Linked DNA regions of Homo sapiens: region 2 is linked to region 1. A link is an interaction called in ENCODE POLR2A ChIA-PET data of the cell type or tissue named here. Cell type or tissue: K562. All regions are shown on one strand.

Evidence for each region. Peaks named below come from ENCODE experiments on the same cell type or tissue, not always from the same donor. Only the 100,000 strongest peaks of a DNase experiment are listed, where the experiment ranks them.
Region 2: POLR2A ChIA-PET joins it to region 1 with 8 read pairs; 2 of 35 experiments call an interaction of 5 or more read pairs at or near these places.

The regions. Positions count from the first base shown.
Region 1 is chr11:64,066,383-64,068,882 of GRCh38, reverse strand. All of the region lies in intron 3 of MACROD1 (mono-ADP ribosylhydrolase 1), which reads left to right. All of the region lies in intron 1 of FLRT1 (fibronectin leucine rich transmembrane protein 1), which reads right to left. Among named protein-coding and RNA genes, the nearest start is that of FLRT1, 32 kb to the right of the region's middle. In K562, no CTCF peak of the experiment used is centred here; a DNase peak (open chromatin) is centred at 1,377.
Region 2 is chr11:63,977,536-63,980,035 of GRCh38, reverse strand. No RefSeq gene overlaps it. Among named protein-coding and RNA genes, the nearest start is that of COX8A, 4.2 kb to the right of the region's middle. RefSeq lists enhancers at 734-1,411, 2,088-2,500. In K562, no CTCF peak of the experiment used is centred here; no DNase peak of the experiment used is centred here.

The DNA of each region.
Region 1 (2,500 bases):
TCTGTGAACCTCCGGGGAAGGCCGAGGCTCACTCAACCAGGCTGGGAGGGCTGCTCAGTGACACAGGCCCACAAAGGATGGGGGAGCATGCCCATGGGGGTGCTCCCAGGTTCTGAGCCCATTATCTGGGCTCCCAGGCTAGCAGCTGTCCCAGCTGCAGCTTCTCTGCCCTCAGCTGGGAGAGACAGACACGTGAGATCAGGACCCTTGGTGCAGGCTGGAGGGGGTAGAGACAAAAGCCCCTCTGCACATGGAACCCTATCTATTCTGCCTGGGCTTCCCTGGCTTCAGTTTATCTGCCAATCAAATGGGAATGCGGGGCTCTGTAAGAGTAATCGGCAGTAAATATGTGCAAGGGAGACAACCATCGTTATCCTAGGACCTCATGTTTGTGGAGGGCTCCAATCTGTGCCAGCCCTTACCGTGCCCAGACTCTTTTATTCCTTGCTAGCAGCTGGTGAGGTCAATGCAGTAGATACCTCCATTTTACAGCTACTAGGGCATGCGGGCAGCTGGGCCTGAGCCTGCCAGGGCCTGGTAGGCATCACTGTCCCCAAAGGCGGAAGAGTGGGACAGGCGGGTGCTGGGTGGGGTTGGGGTGGCCTTGCCACCAGCTCCCCAATGCCTGGGACTGAAGGGGTTTCTGACACCGCGTGGAGGTGCCACATCACCTGAACAGAAGGCAGAACCGTTGCCAACACTCCCGAAGCGTGAGTCCTGCCAATTTGAACGCCATATCTTAATGCCATTAATTTACATTTTGATTCAACTTTCTTAATTTTACTTCAACTTCGCCCGGCTCCGGTTTGAGAATCATTTTAATGTATTTATCTGTGAGGCAATTTGTTAAATAACCCCCAAGACCGGCGGTTTTCCGTTCTGAGCTTTTATTGCAAGGCTGTTTTAAATTAAATTAGTTGTCAGGGTCCCTGAGTGCATTGTAACGGGGATGGGTTCACCGCCAGCCCCCTCCTAAAAGCCGAGCGAACCGCTGGCTAAATGGACAGCAGCAGGAAGTGGGCCGCTCAGCTCCTCCCCCAACCCCCTCATCACCCATTTCAGGAGTGTGGGGGTGGCACAGCCGCCCCTCAGTCAGGGAAAACAAACAGCTCTGGGGCCACCCCCAGTTCACAAGCTGGGGGTGGCAGCCTGCGGTGCCTCGCGAGGGGCGTGTCCGCAATCACTGCAGGCAGGGCAGCTCCAGGCACCCCAGCCCTCCAGCTGCCTGCTTGGGGACCCTGTGTGTGCACCGGAGGCCACGGGCATGTTGGTGCGTCACCCACCTAGGGACAGGAGGGAGACAAGCCTGGGTCCTGGTCCCTGCTTTGGGTCCCTGAGCCCCAGGGGGAGGGGCTGGGGAGTTGGGGAGGTGCCGTCTGTCCCCGTCCCCGACCTATCTCCTCCCTTCTGTTATCTGAGCTGGGCGTCTGTGCTGGCTGTCACCTGGGCCGGGGGCATGATTTGTGAGCTGAAAGGCTCAGGTATTGAATCTATATTTCATTTTCACGTCAGCAGCTGCTATTTTGCCCGATAATGGATTCCCCCCTCACCATCCTCCGGGAGAGGCTGAGCAGTGGGGAGGAGGCCATGTCGTGTTAATGATGCTCCTTCCCTCCCTCTCGTGCCGCACAGGTGGGAGTGGGTGCCATGCAAGGCCTCTCCCCACCCCTCCCATCTGCCATCTCCTTGGAGCCGCATGTGCCTACAGGTGGGTATGGCCGGCCTCCCACCCCCACCAGCCCTGCCTACTTGGCCCTGGCCTGTGGTGTAATGAGAATGGCTTCCATTCTGCCAGGCCTTAGTTTACCCAAATGAGCCAGGACATTGGGCATGGGGGGTCCCTGAGCCCCTCATCCAATCTCCCCAGGGACTGCCTAGCGTGAGGGCAGAGGCTTGGGATGCCAGCTGGGCTCTGTGTGACCCTCCGTAGCGCACTGGGGCGGGCAGCACCTGGGCTGGGGCGTGGGCTCCGGAGCTATAGCCTGAGCCTGAATCCTGGCTCTTCAGCTTCCAGCAGCCTGACCTTGGCCATCTGCTTCACAGTCTGAGCCTCAAGTTGCCTCTCTGTCTAATGGAGTTCTCGTAGGATAGTTGTTAGGATTAAGTTGATCTAAGTACTCAGAAGGGCCTGGAAGGTAGGAAGGAAGCCTCATGCCTGGGGGCTCTCATCGTATTCCCACCTTGCAGGCAGACATCTCAGAAGGAGCGTGATTATTTACATTCTTTTTTTTTTTTTTTTCTTTTTGAAGACATGGTCTTGATTTGTTGCCCAGGCTGGAGGCTGGAATGCAGTGGCTATTCACAGGTAGGATCATACTGCACTGTAGCCTTGACCTCCCAGGCTCAAGTGATCCTCCTGCCTCAGCCTCTGGAGTAGCTGGGACTACAGGCGCATGCCACCACACTCCGCTAATTTTTTAAAATTTTTTGTAGAGATAGCGGGGTTCTTGCTTTGTTGCCCAGGCTGGTCTGAAACTCCTGGCTTCTAGTGATCCTACCA
Region 2 (2,500 bases), 89 kb after region 1:
TCTACTAAAAATACAAAATTAGCTGGGTGTGGTGGTGCATGTCTGTAGTCCCAGCTACTCGGGAGGCTGAAGCAGGAGAATCGCTTGAACTCGGGAGGCAGAGGTTGCCAATGACCCAAGGTCGTGCCATTGCACTCCAGCCTGGGCAACAAGAGCAAAACTCCGTCTCAAAAAAAAAAAAAAAGAAAAACTCAAGATCACACTTTTTCCAGTGCCACGTCCTTGCTGTGTGCAGCCCCGTGGTTATGAGACCAGCACCTCATCTGTGCCCACAGCCAGAGGAAAGCAGCCCTGAGTCAACCAAGGGCCAGGACACTCAGGGCCCTCTACTCAAGAAGTGCAGGCTTGGTGGGAATGCCCCGGCCTCCCACACCGCAGTGGCTGGTCCCCAGGGCCAGGGAGCTGCCAGCCAGGCCAGGAGATGGGCCTGAGAGGACAGTCAGGGGGCGCTCAGGTCCCACCTCCACAGGGACTAATGTAAGCAGAAAAGCCTCCCAGAACCATGCACAGAACAAGGGGTGGTCCTGTTGTGTGGAAGATGGCCATGAGGACCCTCCATCCAGAAACAAGGGACCTGTTGTGATACCTGTATGTGGCAGGTGGATTCTCCTAGGTCAGTACCCCATCCTGGCTCCAGATCCAACATAGGCTCTCCCCTCCCTGGCCGATGCTCCCACCGGGCACACCTGCAGCATTCTGAACCCCACTAGGGGCAACAGGCCCAGGCAGCTTCTCCCCGGCCCTCCAACTAGGCCCTGACCCTTCAGCCTCATATACAAAGTCTGGCTTGTGTGGAAGGAAAGGAGCCACCTAGGAGGCAGAGGACAATTTCCTAACGCTCAGGGAAACAGCTATGGCAGGAGCTAAACCCAGTACGGTATCAGGCACTGGGCCCCACAGGCTTCCCTGGGCATCACGCAGAAAAGCCAAGCAAGACCAGGCTACGGCAGGAGAGTCAGGTCCACCCTCAGCTCTGTCAACATAAATCAGGAAACAACCTGCAGAACAGGAGCTAGGAAGACGTGTGTTCAGACACTCAGGGCCTGAGGCCAACCACAGCCCTCCCCTCTCACCTGACATCTTTGCCCACTGTTCCAGGCACAGGCGTCCTGGCAGCCTCAGCTCCACAGGGGAGACTGAACCTGTGTCTTTTCAGAAATCAACCAAGTCACCCCAGCAAAGAGGATGCAAAGGAGAGGTAAAGCCATGTCTTCCTCGAGGGTGGGACCCGGCAGGTCCGAGTATTCCTTCCAGATGCTGGCAATCAGGACTCCAGCTCAGCGTGCAGTGTTTGGGAACATTGCCCCTGCTGAGGTACTTCCTGCCCCTCACACACCAGGAGAAAGAATCACTGAGGAAGGACTCCTGGGGACAGAGGAATGGCAGATTCCCCAAGTCAAACAGAGGAGGAGAAAGGGAAGCTGGCAGATAGAATGAAGAAAGACAATTAGTCCATAACCATGTATGGAAAGTGTTAGAAGGAAAGGGGCCCTGGAGTTGACATTTAAAAAGCAAGCAGGGGCCGGCGGCGGTGGCTCACGCCTGTAATCCCAGCATTTTGGGAGGCCGAGGCGGGCAGATATTGAGGTTCAAGAGATCGAGACCATCCTGGCCAACATGATGAAACCCCATCTCTACTAAAAATACAAAAATTAGCTGGGCGTGGTAGCACACGCCTGTAGTCCTAGCTACTCGGGAGGCTGAGGCAGGAGAATCACTTGAACCCAGGAGGCGGAGGTTGCAGTGAGCCGAGATCACACCACTGCACTCCAGCCTGGCGACAGAGCGAGACTCTGTCTCAAAAAAAAAAAAAAAAGCAAGCAGCCAGGCGCAGTGGCTGACACCTGTAGTCCCAGCACTTTGAAAGGCTGAGGTAGGAGGATCACTTGAGCCCACGAGTTCAAGATCAGCCTGTCCAACATAGTAAGACCCCATCTCTACAAGAAAATGTTTTAAGAAACTAGCCAGGTATGGCTGGGCGCAGTGGCTCATGCCTGTAATCCCAGCACTTTGGGAGGCCGAGGTGGGCGGATCACGAGGTCAGAAGTTCGAGACCAGCCTGACCAACAGGGTGAAACCCCATCTCTACTTAAAAAAAAAAAAAAAAACCATTAGCCGGGCATGGTGGCGAGCGCCTGTAATCCCAGCTACTCAGGAGGCTGAGAATCACTTGAACCCGGGAGGCGGAGGTTGCAGTGAGTCGAGATTGTTCCACTACACTCCAGCCTGGGCAACAGAGTGAGACTCAGTCTCAAAAAAAAAAAAAAAAAGATGAAACTAGCCAGGCATGGTGGTAGCACATGCCTATAGTCCCAGCTACTGGGGTACAACCTGTGGTGGGAGGATCGCTTGAGCCTGGGAGGTCAAGGCTGCAGTCAAAGTCAAGGCTACAGAGCTGTGATTGCGCCACTGCAGTCTAGCCTCAAAAAAAAAAAAAAAAAAAGCGGGGGCACGGAGCGGTCTCTCACGCCTGTTAATCCCAGCATTTTGGGAGGACGAG